3 separate regions of the Mus musculus genome follow, and all the other regions are linked to region 1. A link is a loop called in an ENCODE intact Hi-C map of the cell type or tissue named here. Cell type or tissue: heart. All regions are shown on one strand.

Region 1 (8,000 bases):
CTCTGCATGGCGTGTGTAGTGTTCTCTTTCTTTGGTTTGAGTACAGGAAACTAAGAAACTGTGGTCTACCTTACTTACAGGCCAGGTTCATGAAGTGAGAACTGACTGGCCCCCCTCTCTGCCCCCAATCAATAAGGTAAAGGGGTGCTTAAAATAATGCACTTAAATTCAAATAAGGGCATTCATTTTCATAGTTTAGTGGCCGACTTAGAACTGAAGACAAGTCTGCACTCCTCCCCAACTGGTATATTTCCAGAAGTAAACATAGTAAAAAAGCAACCTTAATTCTAGAAAGCCGTTCATTTTATTCTAAGGTCAATGAAAGTTAATTGCTCCTACTTTTATTTTGCCTTATGTAAGAATTTCCTTCACAATTTAACATTTCATGACACTGTTTAAAACTTCCTTTCTCTTTCCTTTTCCTTTTTACCTACATACTACCCAAACATGTAAAGCAGAAGGGCTTTGGGGGCAAGTTGCCTCAATCACGTACACGTGACTTTAGAAATTATCAGTCACTGTTCTGTCTTTCAAGACAAACTTGAAATAGTGATTTTATGTCTGTACACATGTGCGCTGCTGGGGCCGCTGAAGGTCAGTCCCCTGAAACTGAGTTACACATGGCTGTCAGTGCCAGTCATCTCCAAGAGCAACAAGTGCTCTTAACACTGAGCCAAGTCTTCAGCTCCCTGAAGAAAAACTCATCTTCAAACTCACTAAGTTCCTTAAAGACAATTACTTTGGCTATCTGTGTTGGTTTTCCACAAAAGCACTCATTTGTGGTAGCAAATTTTATATGAACAGCTTTCTAGAATTAAGGTTGCTTTTTCAGTCTGTTTACTTCTGGAATTATACCAGTTGGGGAGGAGTGCAGACTTAATCTTCAAATTCTAAGGTAGCCACGAGCCACTAAACTCGGAAAAATAATTACCTCATTTGGACTTACAGTTTACTAATAGGACATATGTGTGAATGTCCTGAAAGAAATGAGTTGCTTTGATAGTCTCTGATCCTGTTCCTACTCTCTGTAACTGAAGGTCAAACAAAGCTGAGCACATGCCACATGGATATTTTTTATAAGACAGGGTCAAGCTTAAAAGACAGCTGAAAGAGAAAACAGAAGGCATGAAAGATAGCTCAGCAAATATGAGGACCCAAGTTCAAAACCCTGCACCAAAGTTTTAAAAAGCTGGGTATGGGGCTGGAGAGATGGCTCAGTGGTTAAGAGCACCGACTGCTCTTCCGAAGGTCCTGAGTTCAAATCCCAGCAACCACATGGTGGCTCACAACCATCCGTAATGAGATCTGACGTCCTCTTCTGGTGCATCTGAAGACAGCTACAGTGTACTTAGATATAATAATAAATCTTTAAAAAAAAAAGCTGGGTATGGCCTCATCAGTACCTATAATGGCAGCACTGGGAACAGGAGAGAGAAAGCAGAGAAATGGACTTCTCAGACTTGTTACCAGCACAGCTACCGGCTCAGTGAGAGACCCTGTATCAAGGTAGTGACTAACAAAGCAGGACATTTAACTCTTTAAGTGGAAGAAGCTAGGAATGAGAAAAACGGGCGGGTAGAGACATTAAATAACTTGTAATAACAAGCAGGAAGCAGAACCAGACTCAAGAGGTGAGGTGCCATCCTTTATTCTACCCTTTTCTCAAAGGATGCCGCCTAGTCACAGCAGGTAACTTGCAGCTAACATTGGGGGTCCCAATGTAGTTACCAATAACTAAGACCTTTCCTTTGTTCCACACCTAACTTTTTTTTTGTTTGTTTGTTTGTTTGTTTTTCGAGACAGGGTTTCTCTGTGTAGCCCTGGCTGTCCTGGCACTCACTTTGTAGACCAGGCTGGCCTCAAACTCAGAAATCCGCCTGCCTCTGCCTCCCAAGTGCTGGGATTAAAGGCGTGCACCACTACGCCCAGCTCACACCTAACTTTTAAATCTTAGTTCCTAATACTGTATTTCACACACCTTGTGTTCTTTCCATGGCTACCACTTTAATCTACTCCTAATTGTCTATTTACCGGCTTCATTGCAAAGGGCCCAACCAAAAAGCACTCCTGTAAGCAATTCCTAGTTGAATTCCAGGAGCCAAAGTAACTACCATGTTTCCTGAATTCCCTAGACTTTAGCCTATTCCATTCTGAATTTCCTAACCTGTATTAAGGTTACTTATATAGATCATAACCTCCTTCGCTGTGGCTCTCAGTGAAAAACTGGGCTTGCCTATAAATCACATTTACTTAAACTAACAAAGGTGTTCTGAGTACATAATGTATGAACAAGGGGATAGAGCCATGAAGAAAAACACAGACCAAAACTCTGGTCTTCATGAAAGTTACCTCCCAGACAGAAGCAAGGTAAAACAAGAAATAAAAGGGCACTGCAATGTGGTAAATGCCATGGTGAAAAATAATGCACACTAAGGCGCTAAGGGAGGAGGCCTTGATGAGGTAACACTGCGCAGACTTGAAAGGGATGGAAAAAGAACAAAGTGGCACTATAAACGCAGGCTCTACTTAAGAGCAGGTATGCTGTTTTCTGGGAAAGGAAAGATTACTATGGTTGAGTCTAAGTGAGCAAAGTTATGTGAGATACCACAGTAGAGTAACATTCCAACATTACATGTTAGACCACACAGGAGCCCTATAAGCAAGACACAAAGCCAAAAAATATGAACACACCTGCAATCCATTTATTCTTACTTAAAGTCCTCACAGAACTTTATACAAGTGTTAATTTCAAATTTATCTATACAAAATCAATACAACTAGCTATATACAAAATGTTATAGCTGGGAATGTTTTAATCTGAGATATGTGCTTAGTTCTACAATAAAGAAGTATGTAGAACTTTAGTTTGTCAAGTAGGGAGTTTTAAAGTCTCTAATACAATTTTTACTAACTATAACCTTCATGTTATACATTAAATCTCACAACTTACTCTATATACCTGTTACTTTGCATCCTTTGATGCAAGTCTCTCTTCAACCCACCATCACATGTCATGTCGCTCTACAGAGTTCTTGTGTCTACCACAACAAATGCCCTCAAATAAGTCAGATTTAGGTAAAGCTTTTTATATTTTCTATAGAAAAAAATTGGGTACTATTTAATCATATGTGACTCATTTTATATCTTCACAGAGCTTCAAAGTCAGTAGAACTGCTTTCCTTACATCAAAGGGCTACCACTTCAAACAATATCAGAGGATAGTGTTATTTCTCCTTGACAGCCACAGAAAACACATCTCAGAATGTTAGGCACTCATGAGAGGATCACTCAGAAAAGAGATTGGCTCTACTAATCCTGACTGCCATATCATCTTAAAATGTTAGAACTGAAGGGTCTCCTTATGGAGTCCAGGCTGGCCTTGATCTTGAAATCATCCTGTCCCAGCCTCCGGAGTGCTGGAATTACAAGCTTGTATCACCATACCTGGCTGTAAAAGTTCAGCTCTTAAGTCTACTTCTACATAATGTTTACTACTATCTAAAGCTTATAGCAGTCTCAGCTTCAGGTTTAGCTCATTTTTCTTGTGTGTGCACACCTAGTAGTGGTATTTCCCGTATCTGTGAAAAACTAAAGAAAACAACATTATCAGTCATTCTCCACCTTATTTTTCCTGATGGGGCCTCTCAATCAACCTAAAGTTTACTGACTCAACAAGACAAGCTAGACAAGAGGTGGGCAGGAACCTCCGGGCAGTGGTGGCGCATGCCATTAATCCCAGCACTAGGGAGGCAGAGGAGGCCAGCCTGGTCTACAGAGTGAGTTCCAGGACAGCCAGGACTACACAGAGAAACCCTGTCTCTATAAAAATCAAAACAAAAAACAACCAAACAACCAAACAAAAAAATACTACAGAACCTAATCTCCGATCTAACTTAGCAATACTGTTAGAAATTAAAATTTTAACTTACATGTAAGTTTAATATGGTCTTTCTTTTAAAAAACAGAGATGATTTATTCATTCTCATTTTCTTGGAAACGCTATCCTTTATTCCCATTTAAAGTATTTAACCACGGCAGAGTAGTTCCACCCTGGAAAGAAGAAAATATGGAAGTAGGTGAAAGGACAGAAAATTACTAAATACTTAGATATATAGTTACTGGCCTTCCTGTTCTTTCACTTAGTAAGTACTGTAAGAGCTTCTACATACAGCTTACTGGAATGAAAAACGTCAAATCTCAGACTTCCTCTTTTAACTTTAAAAATAATTAATATGGTATCAAACGGGCACATGATATAGAATCTAAAGAAACTGCACTCAAGACCACTCCTAAACTAAATGCCTTGCCATTATCGTAGAGAAATCAAAGAAGCAGGAACCCCAAACCCTGCATTTTGTGTAAACCCTATTAAGTGCCAGGGAACTGAGTCAAGCAAGCTCAAAACGTTACAGCAAGCCGAAACCATCTTCTGAAAACTCACGAAGGCAAATAAAACTGATATGCAGAACTTAACGAGTACGCGACCGGACAGGGCCAACCAGCCAGACTTCTGCCGGATTGAATGGCAATCAATCCGACTCACTGCGGATCACCAGGGAAGCTGCGTCCACCCCAGAACACGCGAAAAAGCAAGTCGCCCCGGGGCCCTTCTCCGACCTCAGGCGGCCGACACAGCCCGCAGCTCCGCCCTGGAGCTCGCTTACAGGAAGTAGCTACCTTAGGGCCGTCGCAGGCCGGCGGGCGACTCGGCTCCCTCCGGGACGCGACCCCGGTGCCCGCTCAGACCCCCACGCAGGCAGCTCGCTCCTGCGCGCACACAGCCACCGTCTCCGGCGACGTCCCGCGGGAAGTTCGTGCATCCGAGACTGCAGTGAGCGCCGCCTCCTCCATGGGAGAGCCGAGAGGAGCCTACCTCGGACAGCCTTCGGCCGCACCGCGGCCAGCACCAGAAGAGCCGCCGAGAACCTGCCGGGAAACCTGGGCGCAGACTAGTGACGTAAACCGCGCGCGCTGGGCAGGCACAGCTCAGGCCCCGCCTCCGCAAGGCTCTTCGCCCCGCCCTGACAGCGAGCCGGAGGAGCCGTACCTTCTAAGGTCATCTTTGCTCACCTACTCATCAAAAATCCAGCCCTGTTATTTAAAATCCGATTTCCTGGGAGTCTTCACGTGGGACCTTTGGGATGGAGGAGGTGGGTTTGACCGCAAAGGGCGGAAGTGGGCGGGACAAGGAGGCAGGTTTCCAGGGAAGAGACAGTAAAGCTTGTGGAGGAGGACCTTGTGATTTGGACAAGAGATCTTTTCCACGAGATGCACAGGAAACAAAGTAATAGCTTTTTCTCGGCTGCTTTTGCTTTGAAAAGACCATTGAAGGCTGCTGAAAATCCTTGTTTACAGGATATGTTACTCCAAGAACATTTGTTTGGGTGTGTTTGGGAGGGAGATCCTTGTAAAATGAATTATACATTTATTGAAACATTAAAAACAGCACTGTAGTTTTCCTATCTCCTATGCTAATGCTTTGGACGTGATGGTCTAAAACATTGAGGGAGTGGCTAAGTAGCTAATTTAAAAGCTACTCTGCTGTGAACTTGACAACCAGATACCCAAGTGTCTTAGAACTGGCTCTTGAGGACTTATTTTGCTCAATTTTTAGGGTAGGCTAATTTCTAGATGACATGCAAGTGGGACTTTGATGATCAGGTAAATACAGAATGACTCCAATTTTTCCACCTTTCCATGTGTCCACAAATTTTACAGTACCTGCATCTCCACTCTCCCTGAATCTGCATTGGCTGGGGGAATGGTATTGAGCAAAGAAAAATGCAATGAAACTTGATAAGAAGCCCGGACTGGTGGGCAGGAGGGAATAATGGAGAACAAATGTAGTACAATGTAGACCAGGAACAAAGCCACCATACTGACTTCCTTCCTGGCTAACTCAGAATTGCTGGCAAGGGTCAGGTTGGTTCACATCAGCAAAACTGCCCCACTGACCCATCGGCCTAAAAGAAAGAATAAGTGATTGCCACCTCATTTTGGTTTAAATTGATAGGCAGCAATAACTTAACTGATAAAGATGGCAACAGACATCTCCAAAGACCTGTTGATTATCATAAAGGCACTGGTTGGTTCATTTGAACAGGTGTGTGCCGTATGTGGGATCAGCATTGTAATTTAACCGTGGTAGAGAATTATCTTGTGGCACCTCCCTCTCCCTTCCCTTCCTCCTTCTCACTCCCTCCTCCCCATTGTCCTAAACATCCAAGGTACAGATCCTTCTCATCCATCTGCTTTCATCATTACAATCCTTTAGCTACTGTCACACTCATTATCTGGTCCTCCAAGCCAGTACTCACATCACACAGTGGAGTGAGTGTGGTGTGTGTGTGTGTGTATGTGTGTGTGTGTGTGTGAGTGCCTATTTAGTATGCTGCGGGCTCCTTAAATGCGCAAATCATTTTTCTAAGTCATAATGTTCCATATCTAATATTGTGTGACTGTTCAAGCAGTGATCATGGGTACCTTTAAAGTTTTAAAATCTAATTTTTGTAGGCCCTTAGGAGACAGAAACAGCAGGATTGCCACAAATTGAAGACTAGCCTGAGCTACATACACATTTTCAGGGAAGCTTGGTTACAGCGTGAGACATTGTTTCCAAAGGAAAACAAAACAAAAGAAAAGTTAAATAATATTGTAATTCTCATATGTTCCTGATGGAATTTAAACTAGCACAACCTTGGGAAATGGACTGACAGCTTCTACAAAAGTTGAATATAGTTAAACATGGTAGCAGATACCTTTAATTCCAGCACTTAGAAGGCAGAGTTCAACCCAGTCTGGTCTACACAGGAAGTTCCAGGACAGATAGGGCTATATAGACAGATGGTGTCTCAAAAAAAAAAAAAAAGCTAAACATACTACAACCATATGACCCAACTGTTTAAGTTATCTATCAAAAAGAAATGAAAACATTCATATAAGCATGAGAGAAATTGTAAATAAATATTCTATAGCTACAGCGGTTATATTTGCAATGACAACAAGCACACCTGTACACATCGCAAATAGCCTAATGTGAGTGGGAAACTAGCCAGTAATAAAACGAAGTGAACTACTGATAGATGCTATAAAATGACTGAGTCTCTGAGAAGTGAAAGCCAGCCTCTCCTTGTACATAAAATATCTGGCTAAGAGAATTAAAAGGAAATGGGAGCTGGAGAGAGGGCTCAGCTGGTAAGAACACTGGCTGCTCTTCCATAAGACCAGGGTTCGATTCCCAGCACCCACATGGCAGCTCACCAGTGTAACTCTAGTTCCAGAGGATCTGGCACCCTTGCACAGACAAACATGCAGGCAAACACATCAATGCACATAAATAATAATAAATCTTGGAAAAGAAAATCTAGGGACTAGGAAGTAGCACATAGTGACAAAAAGTGATGGTGTGGGCACGGAGGGGCAAGAAAAGCAGGTTTCAAGGACCCAAAGGAAACTGGCATAACGACTGTTTTCAGTTTTGTTCCTGATGTGACTTTCATCACATACACTGCATGATATGCTTGTGGTGGTTTGAATATGCTTGGCCTATTATTAGGAGGTGTGGCCTTGTTGGAGTAGGTGTCACTGTGGTGGTGGTATTTGAGGTCAGATATGCAAGCTCCACCCAGTGCACAGAGAGTACCCTTCTCAGTGCCTTTGAATCAAGATGTACTCTTAGCTCCTTCTCTAGCACCATGTCTGCCCCAATTAAATGCTGTCTTTTATAAGAGCTGCCTTATTCATGGTGCGTCTTCACAGCAATGGAATCCTAACCAAGAAAACACACTAGATGATTACAACCTCTTATGTGCCAATTATACCTCAATAAAGCAATTAAATCCTGTTTGTCACTTCTACAAAACCAGTCAAGATGCATAGTAGTTTTTTGTTTGCTTTTGTTTTCTGAGACCAATTCTCACTAGGTAGCTATACCTATCCTAGAACTCACCAGGCTTTGAACTCACAGAGATCTACTCACCTCTGCCTCCCCAACTCTGGGA
Region 2 (8,000 bases), 170 kb before region 1:
GTTAGGGAGATTGTGAAGGGCTCACTTTCTCAGGGGATGGTCTCTGACATAATCTTGTAAAGTTTTGTGTCTCCTAAGACATGTAACAAGTTTCTTTTTTTTTTTTTTTTTTTTTTGGTTTTTTGAGACAAGAGTTTTTCTGTGTAGCCTTGGCTGTCCTGGAATTCACTTTGTAGACCAGGTTGGCCTCGAACTCAGAAATCCGCCTGCCTCTGCCTCCCGAGTGCTGGGATTAAAAGCGTGTGCCACCACACCTGGCTACGTAACAAGTTTCAAACCAAACTCCCTACCATGTTGATTTCAGTCAACTGCTATAGAAAACCAAAGCCTACTACTCAGTCAAGAGATAGTCTTATGGGCCTTCTTCTTAATGCCCCAAAGCTGTGTATAAGGATATGACAAGAGAATGGGGACAGGAGAATGGGGACAACAGCACCCAAATTAGCATACAAAGCAAGCCTGTTTTCAGGGAAACTGGACGCTTCTTCATCTGAGCTTTACACAACACCGGGAGAGAGCTCAAGCCAGTTGGCAGATTAAACATAGGCACACTTGTGGTGTGTCTTTCCACAATGTCAGAGTTTATTGAATAGCAATAAATTCACAAGGCTTTCTGGCTTTAATGACAGCAATTTGCCATAAAATCTTGGTAGCCTATGTTAGCATTCTGTCTAAGCTCAACCCCACAGAGATACCTGGCAACAGGAGCCAGGTATGCTCCTCCCCACAGTTACCCTGCAATAGCCAGGTAGGCCTGACCCACTATAAAAGAGGCTGAATGACACCCCCCCTTCTTGCTCTTCCCTTCTTGCTCCCACTCTGTCCCTTCCCCCATCTCTCCCCATTCCCTTCTCCGTCTCTCTTCACGTGCTCATGGCCAGCCTCTACTCCTCTACTCCTCTTCTTCTCTATTCCTCTCTCTCTCTCTGCCTTTCTCTGACTCTACTACCCTCTTAACTCCCCTCCCCATGCCCTGAATAAACTCTATTCTATGGGCCTGCTGAGACACCCTCTTCTTCCATACCTCACCACAGCTCCATAGAACATATCCCCTCCTCTCTTTATCTTTTTATAAACACATCCGCCTAGATGAATACAAGTTCCAACCTTAATTACCAATATCAAGTCTCATATCACACAGCACACAATAAATATATCCAAATCTGTCCTTGTCTCTATCTCTGTCTATCTGTCTGTCTGTCTGTCTCCCTGTGTGTGTGTGTGTGTGTGTGTGTGTGTGTGTGTGTGTGTGTGTAGGCTACAGAATGAATGAGTACAAGAGGTTTCAGAAGTGGATGGAGAAAAGATCTGTATAAACAAGTCAGACCAGTGCCAGGAGAAAGCTAGTGGTAGAAACTGCTGGTGAAGCTGCTCGAGTCAGGCTTGAGTGTGAAGCTGCGAAATCTGGATTCAGGATGAAGACAGCAAGCCTGGTCTGTAGCAGAAAATAAGTCAGGATCAGAGCACTGCAGATTAGCTCCAGATCAGCAGGAGAACAACTGGGCATTTGAGGCAGTGGGGAGGCTACATCAACAGTGGGGGACTTAGCCAAGTCCTTGATGCACACACCATATAATAGGTTTGTGTGCAGCCATAACATCACAGTGGTGGGTGTCTATCACTTATGGCATCCACATGAGGGAGACACAGCATTTTCTCCATCTGGTATGTTTGATAAGTCCTTGTGCCTGGTTTGCCAGATTTAATACGTCAGTCTGCCTTCACAGTTCCAAGTCTCCCCCATTCAACTTACAGTGTGGCTCCCTCTCTAGTCCCAGGGACAAGCTAACTGTCTTTGCTTTACGCGGGTGCCTATCTGCTGCTTTCTCTGGATCTACTCAGCTGCAGAATGGAGTCAAAGGCCTCTTGTAAAACAGTCTCCTGGGGCAGTGCACAGCTTAGGGGATAACAACTGTTTTATTCAATATGGAGTAACTTAGCCTGGCCTCAACAAAGACCTTCCTCGTGAGGGATTCGTCTAAGAAAAAGTCAGGCAAGTACCAATTGGGGTGGCAGGTGCTACCTAATGCGGACGATTTATAAAGGCTCAAAGGCTCCAGCTGCTGCTCTGACGACTTTGCCCACGTCTGCTCTCAAGAGTGCTTTCCCCTTTTTATATTTTGAAAATGACGTTTTAAAATTTATTTTTGTATGGGGTGGAGGTACGCACACATGGGAATTATAAGACTACTTATGGGACATGGTTCTCTCCTATCATGTGAGTCCACACGATGGGATGCAAGCAGCCAGGCCTGACAGCCAGCAACTTTATTAAGTAAGCCAGCTTTTTTTGTTTTGTTTTGGGTTTGTTGTTGCTGTTGTTGTTTTGGTTGTTTTGTTCTGATTTTTTTTTTTTTTTTTCGAGACAGGGTTTCTCTGTATAGCCCTGGCTGTCCTGGAACTCACTCTGTAGGCTGGCCTTGAACTCAGAGCCACTTTCCCTTTCTTGAGAACTTGTTCGAGGGTTCTAACAAGAAAGCACAACTGCCTGTACTGTAACAAGGACAAGTCCTCCATAGGGAAGGTCGGCCTAACCCAAAGCTGTGGGTGCACAAAGAACAGTAACAGAAAAGCATCCCCGGCCATCAAGTGGGTGACAGACAGCTGGCCCTCACATACATCTCCACCTTACTAATAAACCAGCAGTTTCAGCATGTGGGCAGTGACCCGCAGTAGGGATCACACATCAGATAGTTACATTACAATTCGTAAACTAGCAAAAGTATAACTATGAAGTAGCAACGAAATAATTTAATGGTTATGGGTCATCCCAGCGAGAGGAACTATATTAAAGGGTCACAGCATTTGGAAGGTTCAGAGCCATTGTAATACATAAATGGGCACTATCGCTGCTTTAACCATATGTTCCTGGTCTAATCAGAAGCATGTGTTTAGTTGGGGAGCTCTGAGAGCCCAGTTTAGGTCGTCTGGAGGAGAAAGTGAAGGCCGGAGCATGAACAAATAAGTCACGATGTTCAAAAATGTCGGAAACTATACCCTGGAACCAAAAAACTGGTTGGCTCAAAATGCATCAGAATTTAAATCGTTAATCAGGAGTATCCAGAGTCCCTTATTAACAATGATTAATAATAAATAATGGTTAGCTGTCTGAAGACTCTCGGATTTCCCGGTGTGCAAGCAGAAAGAGCACATCTCTTCCCCACCCACGGACGCACCGCATCCAGCAACCAGCATCCACTCCCATCAGCACCTTTCCCAGGCACAGCTCCGGGGCTGCCGGAACTCTCGCGGAAACATCCTCCACATCTCGAAACCCCGGTGCCGGGACGGGCGGAACTCTCGCGAGAACAGTCGCCACTTAGCAGAGATCCTGATAGGTACGCCGCGGCAATGGCCCGGCCTAAGTCGTCCGGGAGCCGGATGGACAGACAGCTGGAGCATGATGTGTGCGAGCTCGTCCGGCAGGTTACGGGGCTGCAGGACGAGGCGGACCCCAACTTCCAGCTGGCCCTGGACTTCGTCTGGTCCAACTTCAGGTGTGGGATCGCGGCTACGAGCTGAAGTCGCGCGGGCGGGCGGGTCCGGGTCGGGAGTGCGGCCTCCGGCACCCCTGCGTCTGCTGCAGCTGCTGTGCCTTGGTTTCCCCTTAGGTGCCCTTGCGAGAAACCCGCAGTTGCAGCGGCACATTCCTAGAGAGCTGTTGACTCTGCTCACCCGCACGCAGTACGGTGCACATCAAAAGTCATTTGATGGCTGGGAAAGTGAATTTTTAGCGCCAAATTCTGATCACATCCTGTTAGGTTTTTTGGGGGTTTTTTGTTTTGTTTTGTTTTTTGTTTGTCTCACCAACCCCCCTCTTCTCTTGCTCGGACCACTTACAAGTTTCCCCGCTTCTGTGTCCTCCCTTTGCATTGCATAAAACAAATTCAAGTTCTACTATTGAGCAACACATAGCATGTCTAGTAGAAGTCACCCTAAACAGTGAACAGTTTGTCAGACTGTGATCCTGATTCTAAGCGCAGGACGTGAGTGTCTGCCTAGTTCGTGAGACTACAGACCTCTCAGGTTGATGGGAAGCAAGCCAACGATCCAAAACCACAAGTGCAATTTCTAGTTATAACCTATAGAAAGAACAAGGATTCAAAGAAGTCAGGTAACTCGAAAAGCAGATGTACCACAAGTATTTTTTCTAGTGGCAGATAGGAGGGAGGGGATAGTCATTTTAGAGTTGGGAAGAGACATAGATGCTGCATAGTATAACAGAAGTACTAAAAGCATACCTATAACACTCTGTCACCAGTGTCACCCGTAGAAAACATGTGGCAGTCACCTTGTGTTACAGTTGCTTTATTTCCACATGTTGTTCGTTGTTACATTAATGACAGCCTTTGGTCCCACTGCTAAATTTTAGGTTTTGTTGTTGATGATGTTATGTGTATGATTTGACTCTGTGTACACGTGTGCATGTGTGTGCCTGGTGCCCAAGGCAGCTGATCCCCTGGAACTGGGATTATAAACAGCCTGTGGGTGCTGTGAATAGAACCTGGGGACCCTGAGCAATGGCGTGGGCTCTTAACCCCCGAGGCATCTCTCCAGACCCTTTCAAAGCTTTCTAAATATTTGATAATTGTACATGAATATGTTTGCTTTTCTTTGTATTTCATTTTGTACATTTAGCAGAATTATTCAGAGGACAAATGTTAAGATTTCACTGGGCTTCTCTCTTACATTAAAAAGACAAAGAAAATCCAGTCACAATGATGTATGCCTATAATTACATCAGAATTTTGCACTAAAAAGTATACCCACTTGGGTGGCTCAGGCAGGAGGATTGCTGTGAGTTGAAGGCTATCCTTAGCTTCCTAGTGAGCTCAGAGCCACATAGCAAGATCTAGCAAAAACCCTAGGAAAATATGTTATACTGAACATAACTGTGGGACATATAAAAAGACAAAGGAGCCAGAGGACAGGTTGTCAGGGGTGTCAGACATATGCAGGGACATGGAGAGCTGTGACTCAAGTATACTTAGCTACCTGACAGTAAATACTGCCATGTGACACTGACATTAAAAACTGTATTTTATCTTTACCAGATTTCATCGTTTCTTGGATGTCAACAGTCACAAAGTAGAAAAAACAATAGAAGGGTATGTTGATTCTCTGTCTATATGTATTCATTGATGCGTTCTCAAAAGCTATTTAGGTACTAATTGATTTTTTTTTTAACATTTTAGAATTTATGAAAAATTCACCATTCATTCTGATCTCAACAAAGCTGCTAGTTGGAAGAGATTAACTAAGGAGTTCCTAAATGCATCTCTTCCCAGCACAGAGAAAATAAAGGTAAGCCTTCAGCCGTGAGCTCTCCAGTTGTAGTCACTCTTGTTGCTGTTGCTGCTCTTTGTCGTTCCGAGACAGGGTTCTGTGACGCTCTGACTGTCCTGGAACCCACCTTGTAGACCAGGCTGGCCTCAAACTCAGAGATCCCACCTGCCTCTGCTTCCAGAATGTTGTGGTTATAGGCGTGGGCCACCACTGCTCACTGCCGGGCTTTTGCAGTCACTCTGTGCAGTATAATTATCATCACTGTGTTATCTCTTCATGAACGCTCTATTTAGTAGTATCCCCTGACTGGAGCAGGGCCTCAGAGAGAATGGGGTAGCTGTGGCCTCAGGTTTGGTAGGACATAAGCAGTGTGCTCTTGTTTGCTGTCTCACTTGGAATTTACTACGGTTACAGAAATCAGCACTATTTGGCTACCTTGAATTTCTCAGATAGCAGCCGTATCCCAAATGTGCTTTTATATTATGTCAGGGGCTCCAAGGCCACCCTTAGGTACAGTGATTTGCTACAAGAATTCTTAGCACTAGTGTCTTCTTAGTCTAGCATCATCATTTCTATCGTTTATTACCATTAACTCATCTAGATTCCAGTCAGGAAAGAGATGACTAGAGCAGAAAGCAGAAACGAAGCGCATGCATGATAGGCTATGCCTTTAGGGTTCTGTAAGTGTCATCAAGGAGGTTCTCTCACTCAACACCAAAGCTGCCTAATGATGTACTTCTCAAAAGGCTAAGTGATGCCTGGTGAAAATTAAATGGAGATTACTTCATTTGTTGTGTGCTCTGAGGGTTTGTATTATGTGCACATGTGCTCTACTTTGTTGGTGGTGGTGTTTATTGGGTCCTTTGAGAATTTCATACAGTGAGTTTTGGCCATATTCACTGCTACTCCAACTCCTCGTCATCCCTCCATACACACCCAATTTGTGTCCTTTCTTATTCTAATGCATAAAATTTTCATTTGTGCTGCCTCTGTAGTCATGAGTATGTGGCCTTGTACACCTGCCCTGTTGTGGACAGAGAACAGTTTCTGTCTCCAAAACTACAAATCTTCCACATGATGAGCTGTACCACTCTCGGGCACACAGCCAAAGGACTCGATATTCTGCCATTGAGGTTCCTGCTCATCCTAGTCTTTGTTACTCTCACAATAGCCAGGAAGTGAAAACAGCCTACTATCCTACAGCTGATGAATGGATAATGCAAATGTAGTGTATTTATATAGTGGAATATTATTCAGCCCTCAAGAAGAATGACATTAGAAAATTCACGAGCAAATAGAGCTAGAGATCATCAAGACCCAGCAGAAAAAAGATCGCATGCTTTCTCTCATTTGTGAATGTTAGCATTGAATCTTGTACCTGTTGTCTTAGTGTAAGGAAACAGAGAACCGGAGGGTTGCAAGTTCAAGGCCATCTACATACCAAGGCATACCATCAACATACCTAAAACAAAGCATTTCCTGGCTACATTGACTGAAGTTCCAGATTTCCTAAAGAAAAGCCCATAATTCTTCAAAAATACCAATTTTTTTTTAAAAAAAAAAATAGGACAGTATGATTCTAGATGTGAGCTTTCCCTATTATTAACCAGTTAAAAATCCTAAGAACTGTTAACTAGCAGTTGGCTGGCAAGCCGTCCATGAAAACAAGCCTTCTTGGAGAATGTTCAAAGCTTCGGCTACTTGGATCTCCATTAACTTTTTCTGCATAGCTAACATTACAGTTTAGACATCAGTGCTATGAACAAGGAAAGACTCAGAAATTTGGGTCATAGAAAGGCTAACATGCAAAAATAGTACTTTTCATTAGATAGATTTGATTGGTTTATGAGAGTCATAACAAAGATCTGTTGAAACTTGAAATGTCTTGGCAGTGTGGTTTCTAGTGAAAGAAAATCAAAAGACTTTTAGGTTTATTTAAAAAAAAAAATACTGACCCCCTCCATAAGATAAATGCAAACTTAACACCAACAGGGCTGGAGAAATAACTCAACAGTTAGGAGCAACTACTGCTTATCCAGAGGACCTGGTTCAGTTCCAGCACCACGCACAAATGCCTGCCTGTAAGTCCAGTTCCAAGGGAGCAGCACTCTTCTGGTCTAAGAGAGTGCTGCATGCATTTGCTGCATATACACACATGGAAGCAAAGTACCCATACACATAAAATAACAAGTAAATCTTTACAACAAAGGCCAAGAGCATCTTTGACTTCTCTGAGTGCAGCAAACAGGTACACTTGTACTCCGTGCAATTATAGATGTGCAGTATTTGTGCTGAATGTAAATGTGATTCTTATAGAGGTTATAGTCAAATAGGCAAACTGTTAGATATGTTTAATCTTCAGGATGCATATTGCCACTGGAAAATAACATCACTTAGCCATAATGTCATGTTCTAGAGAATTATATTACAGTTCCTATAGAAATAAAATCTTTAACCCAGTCAAATGTCTTACACTTGTTAGAACTAGGGAACCAAACCTCATGTGACTTAGACTCCTTTTATGTAAACGTTTGAGTTATGGAAGAAGTTTAGAGAATACAATTTACCTTATGATAACTCATGTTTCCTAAAATGAGCAGGTGTGTAAACAAGTGTTGTGTAGCTCTTTCATTACTCAGTCTGGCTTCAGAAGCACTTACCAACCTCCGGCTGATTCGCCTGTCTCTCTTTTTATTTTAAAGACAGATGCACAT
Region 3 (8,000 bases), 110 kb before region 1:
TCAGCGCCTGATATTGTGCTTTAACATTTATCAACACTCCAGTTGATCTTGTGTCAGTATCCTTGAGTACATGCTCAAGGACATCACTCTGAAGGTGACTCACCGTTGTATTGGTGTGAAGAGACGCTTGGGCAAAGGCAACTCTTATAAAGGAAAACATTGAATTGAGGGCTTGCTTACAAGTGTCAGAGATTTTAGTTCATTCTCATGGCAGGAGTATTGTGGTAGGCATGGCACTGGAGCAGTAGCTGAGAGCTACATCCTGATCCAGAGAGATGGAGAGGGGGAGGGAGAGAGAGGAGAGAGGCCTGGCATAGGCTTTTGAAATCTCAAAAGCCCCTGTGACACATTTCCTCCAGCAATGTGGCACTTCCTAATCCTTCAAATACAGCACTTCTCAGCCTGTACATTGAGGTTCCTTTGGGGACTGAACGAGCCTTTCACAAAGGTTGCCTAAGACCATTGGAAATATTTCCATTGTGATTCTTTTTTTTTTTTGGTTTTTTGAGACAGGGTTTCTCTGTATAGCCCTGGCTATCCTGGAACTCACTCTGTAGACCAGGCTGGCCTCGAACTCAGAAATCCGCCTGCCTCTGCCTCCAAGTGCTGGGACTAAAGGCTTGCGACACCACGCCCAGTTCTCCATTGTGATTCTTAACAGTAGCAAAAATTACAGCTGGGGGTCAGCCCAGCATGAGGAACTTTATTAAAGGGTGGCAGCATTAGGAAGGTTGAGAACCACTGTTCTAATCCTTCTCAAGTACTGCCACTGTCAGACGAGGGAGCTCAAATAGATGAGCCTCTGGGGACCATTCCAGTTCAAACCACCAGGGAAGGGAAATTGTGCTCACGTTCTTAAGACATCCCATGTTTCGTGCATCTTTGTAAGCCAGTGCTCCCTTTCTGGCAAAGGTGCAGATTGTGAATAGTCTCCGTTCTGTGGGCCTTGTTTATGTGCTGTAGCATTAGAGCCTCGTGGAAAATGAGTGGGTGTGGCTGTCTGCCAGGGAAATTCTTTATGTAAAAAGACAACGTCCTGTAGTTTGCTGACTTCTCAGTTCACGTATTATTTGCCCAGTCCTTGAAATAGATGCAGCTGTTATTTACCACACTTGGTGGGTGGGTGAAGCATGGACAGATGAAATAGTCCAAGATTAGATGGAAAGCCAGGTGTTGAGTTCAATCATTAGGTCCTTAAATTTGCCAGTTTAAAAAAATTAGAAGAAAAGGTACAAAATACTGTCCTCTAAATGTTGGACCCTCAGTCATCTGTTGAATCAGTATTACAGCAGGGTACCTTCCTGGCTTTAGCTAACCTCTCAGTCCCCATCACCCTCAGTGTCTGTCTCAAACAAGGTTTTTGATCTGTTTCACTTAGTAGCAACTGCTAGGGATAAATTAGGGTTCCATTCTTCTAGAATATATACAGGTTATAAAAAAAGAGTTATTAGATTGGTTTACGATTTAGGAGCCAGATAGTTCAGTAATAATTGTTTGCATGCTATTTTCTTTTATAATGTTTTACATCGTGCAACTTTGTTGAGAATTCTTTTAATAACTGCTTTACACAAGCAAGGATTTTTCTCCTTGTCACCTGTAGCTGCATGTGTTGACTGGGTTGTAAGGTACCTGTATGCTTGAAACTGTTATGTCACAGTGCTGGATTGTGATTGACTTTCATAGTGCCTTCTCATTCCTACCCTGCCAAGGCCCTGGCTAGTCTGGTATCATTATGCAGTCCAGGATGGTCTCAGACACACAGTCATCTTCTTGCCTTCTGAATGATGGGGTGCCCAGCAAGTGCCACAATGTCTGGCTATGTTTCTTTTAGTAATAATTTTTTTTATTTTCAAGTTCCTTTTTCTGTATCAGGCTAGTCATTGCCATTATTTTTGGGTTTTGCTTTTCATTTTGTATCTTTGCATTCTTCTGACAGGGTCTTACTATGTAATCTTGGCTGGCCTGGCACTTACTATGTAGACCAGTCTGGCTTTGAACTCATGGAGATCCACTTGCTTCTTTTCTTCTGCCTCCTGAGTCCGAGATTAAAGGCTTTTTGCACCATGCTTGTTTGGTGTATCTTTTTCCATTCTTTTGTTTCACTTCCTTAGTGTCTTTAAAATGTGTTTCTCATGGCTCCTTTGAATTTTTTAAAACCATTTTGAATATCTCTGCCTTTCAATTTGAATACCTTGTCTATTTACATGTAATGAAAATTAGGTATTATTATGATTTTTTTAAGCTATTTTACTATTTGTTCTGTTTATCTGGAGAACTGATGGCTACCAGTAGCCTTTGTAACACAGGTTACAAAGTATCTAATGGAAGGCTTCCAGAATACTTTAAACACAACATTTGTATCTGTAATATTTTTAAAAGATTTTCATTAACAGCTTCTGAGCAGATGGTCCCAAAGAAACCATGTTGTCCTTCAGCTTCTGGGAAGGTGGCAGGGAGCAGGGGGTGGGTGAGCCCTGCAGAAACTAATAGTTCTTCCTCGTTGCTCCCCAGCCAATGTTAATATGCTTGCTTCTTCAAGCCTGGCAGTGACGGCAGAAATGGTGGACATTGAACTTCGGCTCCCAAAGGTTTTAGTTATGAATGAAACAGATGGACAATGATAGCTATAATGACCCTGAATCCACAATGCCTGTGGTTTGTATTCACACCACATCCATTCTCCTGGCCAAACTTGTCAAGTTCTTTACTTTGTATTCCCCAAGCTCATGCAGGGATTTTGTTCCACAGAGAAGAAAAACTGATAGTCAGAAAGCAGTGGTTTCCACTCCTGAATGTGGTTGCTTGTAACCTTGTCCTGGCTAACACAGCTGGCAAGAATATCGGATTTCTTCTTCAAGCCACTCAATGAAAGAAGACTTTTGTTTGAAGAATTGTCAGTGGGAACACAAGTTAAGGCACAGGTCCACACTGAATCCCCTTAATATTTGGGGACTCTTGACTCAGGTAAAACCAGTTCTTTGCCAAAATATCGAGACTGGCCAGCATGAAGCAGATGTTGTAATTTATTAAAAGATTTATTATTATTATTATTATTATTATTATTATTATTATTATTAAGTACACTGTAGCTGTCTTCAGACCCACCTAAAGAGGATACCAGATCTCATTATGGATGGTTGTGAGCCACCATGTGGTTGCTGGGATTTGAACTCAGGACCTTTGGAAGAGCAGTCAAACCACTTAACCACTGAGCCATCTCTTCAGCCCAAAAGAAAATTTTTACATGGATGTTTAGTGCAAGAGTTAAGAGAGACATGCTTAGTTGCCTTTACAATAGCCACACGACATACAGAGAGTTAGGATATCTGTACTGTAAACAAAATTAATAGTCTTTTTTTTTTTTTTTTTTTTTTTTTTTGGTGTGATTCCCAGGCAATATCCAGGACAGGAGTGAGGCTTTACTGTGCTGGTTGGTTTGTCAACTTGACTAACCTGGAGGGAGCCACCTGAGAAATGGAGTTACAGTGAGAGAGTGTCTGGATCAAGCAGCAGGCAGGTCTATAGAGGATGACATCAACTGCCAATTGATGCTGGAAGACCTAGCCTATTATGAGTGGCACCATTCCCTATGCAGGAAAGACGTAGACAGAGAAATCTGACGGAGAGCAAGTGAGCAAGGGTCCATGCGTTTATTCTGTCTCTGTGCTTGACTGTCCATGTGAAGCTTTCCGTTCTTCACTTGATCCCCCTGAAGCAATGGACTGTAAGCTGGAATTGTAAGCCAGATAAGCATTTTCTTCCCTGAGTTGTTTTTTGCCATTGTGTTTGTCCTAGCAAGATGAATGGATTTAGAACCTCTGTTGAAGGTCATACACATTAAGCCCGGTTAGCTGCTATTCTAACATAAAGGAAGCCTTGTCTCTATTTCCATAACCTTCACAGCAAATGTGCATTGGGCTGGAATTCTTGAATTTCAGCTGGTGACTCTGGAGTGAGGGTCTCTGTTCTTATGCACCCGTATGTAATTCAACCTGCCTTTCTGTCCTGCCTCAGAATCACATACCCGGAGCCTTGGCGCTGCAGCAGCACTAAGCTGCACCCCAGCCTAGAGCTCTTCTATTCTAAAGCATGTTCTTTTGTTTACCACCCACAAACCATGCAGCAGCCTCTACAGAAGCAGGGAGCCGAAAGCCACTTCTCCTCTTGGCTCCCCGGGGTCAGCTGCCTTCAGAGATCTTTGACTGTGCTTGAATCTCAGAGGCTGTCGGAATTCAGCTTTGTTTCCGTCCCACGCACCAGACTCAGAAGGATTTTGTACAGACCCATTTGCCTGTTATTGTTTGCTCTGATTGCAGGAGTCGGGGCCGGGGGTGGTAATCAGCGTTATAACTAGAGTTCTCCAGAAAAACAGAATAAATGGGGTATACACGTGGGCCGGGGGAGGCAGACAGAAACACTGAGATCCACTTTAGGGAGTTGCTTCACACAGCTGTGGAGACTGGCAGGGCCAGATTCTGCAAAGCAGTCTAAGCTGGAACTGCACAGAATACTTAAATGCTGCGTGCAACCTGAAACCAAAGACCACACAGAAGCAAAATGCCCTCTTTCTTGAGGGCTGTCAGCATTCTTTTTTTCTTAAGACCTTTAGCTCATTGGATGAGATCCATCTAAGTTGGGGTAGTCTGCTTTGCTTAAAGTTGACTGACTTTAATATTTATCTCATTTAAAGATTATCATCATAGCTATGTCTAGACTAGAATTTGACTTTGACCATAAACTTCCTAGATAGTTGTCACAGGGGTGAGTCTTGGTATTTTAATAACATGTTTTAGAGAACTGCCGTCTCCAACAGAGATCAGGTCAGTGTTCCTTTTGTGGGGATACACTTAAGTTGCTTGTCTTCTGGAATCTAGCTGAGAAGAAACTGTACCTCTTATACATACAAGCTATGAGAAGCTGTGAACCCCCACTTCCCTGCCCCACTTTTTTTGCTGTACACATCTTCCCTAGTCATCCCCTCTTCCTCTTCTGTAGCTCATGTGTCCTGTCGTTGCTCTCAGCAACCCGGTCACTTCTTTTCTACTGTCTCCTGGGCCCATTTCTAGTTCTCTCGGTTCTCCTCACACTTATTCTTCCCCCCACACAAACACTCCCCCCATTCTAGCACCCCCAAGACACGGTTTCTCTATGCAGCCTTGGCATTCCTGGAACTTGCTTTGTAAACTAGGCTGGCCTCAAACTCAATGATGTACCTGCCTCTTCCTCCCAAGTGCTGGCGTTAAAGATGTGCTTGTGCCACCATAGCCTGGGCACACGTATAGCCTTTAGAAGCTAGGATATCCGTACGTGAGAGATCATGTGGTATTTGTGTTTCTGAGCCTGGGTTACCTAACTTAATCTAAGGATTTTCAGTTGTTCATAGTAACCGTGGTTGTCTGCCCAAAGCCTGCCCAAGGGTAAGCCAGCCAATCAGCCTATACTCGTACCTGAGGAGTTGTGGATGGTTAGTGGATTCTGGGGGAAAGTCATTTGCTGTAAGGTATGTTGATCACGTTCCAGTGGATGACCCCACCCCCAAGAGCATGTGGGGAGCTGAGGCTCAAGACTGTGTGTTATTTAAAAAACAAACAAACAAAACAAGAAAGCTAGAGGCAGGGCAAGGAGGTGAGGGTGAAACCTAGTGGGTGGGTTGGAAGTGAATGTAATAAAAACCCCTTATATGAAATTCTCAAGGAACAAGAAAGGAATTTGCAGCTCCACTTTGCTGCAGATTTTGCAATTTTATTTTTTAATGGCTGAATAAGATTCCAATGTGTATATGTGGCCTGTTTTTGTTATCTTTTACTCTGAGAATGGGTGATATCTGGGCTAATTCTTTTCCCTGGGTGTTTTGAAAAGAGGTGCAGTAAGGATGGATGTGCAAGTGTCTCTTGTAGTAAACAGAATAGGGTAGTGCCTCTAACGGTTGGGTATTGCCATCAGCTGTAAACACGGGTTGTTTCACTACATCCTCAATGGCACTTGTCCTTTTTCAGGTTTCATGAGTTTTTAATTATGGGATGTACACCTGACTATAGGTGCCTAGAGAGGCCAGAAGAAGGTATTGGATCCCCTGGAGCTGCAACTGGTGGTGGTTGTCAGTTGCCCGACATGGGTGTTTGAGAATCGAACTTGGCTCTTTTGAAGGAGCAGTGTGTGTGTTTATCCACTGAGTCATCTCTGGAACTCCTCATCTTTTTTAACTTGATGGTAATCTTTCTGACTGGGGTGAGATGGAATTTCAAAGTAGCTTTAATAAGCATTTTTTTTGATGGCTGAAGATACTTAATTGTTTTAAAAGTATTTATCAATCATTTATACTTCCTTGGAGAACTGTCATTGTTTTATTTGTCCATTTAACAGGTAGAAGTTTTGTGTGTGTTTTAATTTTTACAGTTGTGCTCGTTAGTTTCTGTTACCTTGACTATCAGGCTTGAACATATCGGCGGAGAGGGAGTCTCTGTTGAGGAATTGTCTCTGTGGTATTGGCCTGTGGGCTTGTCTATGGGACGTTTTCTTGAGCATTGACTAATGAGGAGGGCCCTGTCCACTGAGGGGCCATCCATGGGCATTCAAAAAACCAGGCTGAGTAAGTCACAGGGAACAAATCAGTAAGTGGAATTCCCCCACAGTCTCTGCATTAGTTCCTGTCTCCAAATTCCTGACTTTGCTAGTGATTGACTGGTACCTGGAACTTAGATAAACCCTTTCCTCCTAGGTTTATTTAGTCATGGTGTCTATCACAGCATTAGAAAGCATACTAGGACAACACATATATTCTAGAATATATAAATACACACACACACACACACACATCTCATCATCAATTTATTGAACTTAGATCCAAATTTTACTTTTAAATTAATTCTCTGGAATTACTCATTGCCTTAACACTGTCTGACATGAGAGGGTTTTTTGGCTTCTGAGAGTGACATCAATAGTTTGCTGAGTTGTAGACTATTAGAAACCACTTCCTCCCCAGACCCAGGCTGGCACTCTTTGGTAAATTTAGAAATGAAAGAGGAAATTCCAGAGTGGAAGGCTGACACATTTGGCATGGTAAAAGCATTAGACCTCGCAATACCTCCTCAGTTCACTCTCCAGCCCCCCAAGAAAACAGAAGTTACGTTTCCGAAAAAGCAAGCAAAATGGAAAAGCAAGTAGCTTGACCTGGAAACAAGTTTGCTACAGTTCTGCCAAAGTTGTCATGTCAGAAGTGTAGTGAGTGACTTCATGAATGGGAGAAGAAGAGGATTCAGAGCAAAGCAGCAGCCAGCCCACACCAGCAAGCCATTGAAAAGGGATGGGGCTGCAGGTCACAAACTGGCTACTGTATAGGAATGTGCCCAGTCATAGAGGCAGTAAGAGAAATGCAGATTAAAGAACAGTTATTACAGGCAGTAATAAAAATAAGCAGGGTTCTAGTTGCTTTTTTGACAGTGTTATTAATTCCTTGGATAAATACTCAGTAGTGGAATTGTTGGATCTTGTGGTAGACATATTTTTAATTTTTTGAGGAACTGTGTACTGTTCCATAGTGACTGGACCAGCTCAGTGTCATCTAAGGATTCTCATGTCTCTACATCCTCACCAGCATTTTTTTTTTAAAGATTTATTTATTTATTACATGTAAGTACACTGTAGCTGTCTTCAGACACACCAGAAGAGGGAGTCAGATCTTGTTACGGATGGTTGTGAGCCACCATGTGGTTGCTGGGATTTGAACTCTGGACCTTCAGAAGAGCAGTCAGGTGCTCTTACCCACTGAGCCATCTCTCCAGCCCAGCATTTTTCTTTTTAATAATGGTCATTCCCTTGGGAAGTGGGGATCCCTCATTGTGGTTTTGCTTCATATCTGCTTGGTGATTAGTGATGCTCTTCATATAACTCCTTTTGAGAAACACCCATTTGTCTTTTGTCTAAATGTCCTTTGACCATCTCAGAATGGAATGAGTTGCTTTTCTGTTGTTAAATTGCCTGAGTCCCTTAGAGTCTTTTTT

The links. Peaks named below come from ENCODE experiments on the same cell type or tissue, not always from the same donor. Only the 100,000 strongest peaks of a DNase experiment are listed, where the experiment ranks them.
Region 2: it touches region 1 in a loop (2.6-fold over the local background); 5 of 42 quality-filtered maps call a loop at or near these places.
Region 3: it touches region 1 in a loop (12-fold over the local background); 2 of 42 quality-filtered maps call a loop at or near these places.

Annotation. Positions count from the first base shown.
Region 1 is chr7:55,957,523-55,965,522 of GRCm38, forward strand. It overlaps Nipa2 (non imprinted in Prader-Willi/Angelman syndrome 2 homolog (human)), which reads right to left and starts at 4,971. Exons shown (of 7, transcript NM_001256130.1): 1 at 4,678-4,971; 2 at 3,930-4,050. It overlaps A230056P14Rik (RIKEN cDNA A230056P14 gene), which reads left to right and starts at 5,009. Exons shown (of 6, transcript NR_015495.2): 1 at 5,009-5,150. In heart, a CTCF peak has its summit at 4,887; a DNase peak (open chromatin) is centred at 5,019; H3K4me3 peaks cover 1,919 bases; H3K27ac peaks cover 1,704 bases.
Region 2 is chr7:55,790,844-55,798,843 of GRCm38, forward strand. It overlaps Tubgcp5 (tubulin, gamma complex associated protein 5), which reads left to right and starts at 3,282. Exons shown (of 23, transcript NM_146190.3): 1 at 3,282-3,497; 2 at 5,055-5,108; 3 at 5,196-5,304; 4 at 7,989-8,000. The coding sequence starts at 3,352. In heart, no CTCF peak of the experiment used is centred here; a DNase peak (open chromatin) is centred at 3,298; H3K4me3 peaks cover 2,035 bases; H3K27ac peaks cover 1,465 bases.
Region 3 is chr7:55,845,989-55,853,988 of GRCm38, forward strand. The region is part of intron 1 of Cyfip1 (cytoplasmic FMR1 interacting protein 1); the gene reads left to right. Among named protein-coding and RNA genes, the nearest start is that of Cyfip1, 7.9 kb to the left of the region's middle. In heart, no CTCF peak of the experiment used is centred here; a DNase peak (open chromatin) is centred at 7,043; H3K27ac peaks cover 575 bases.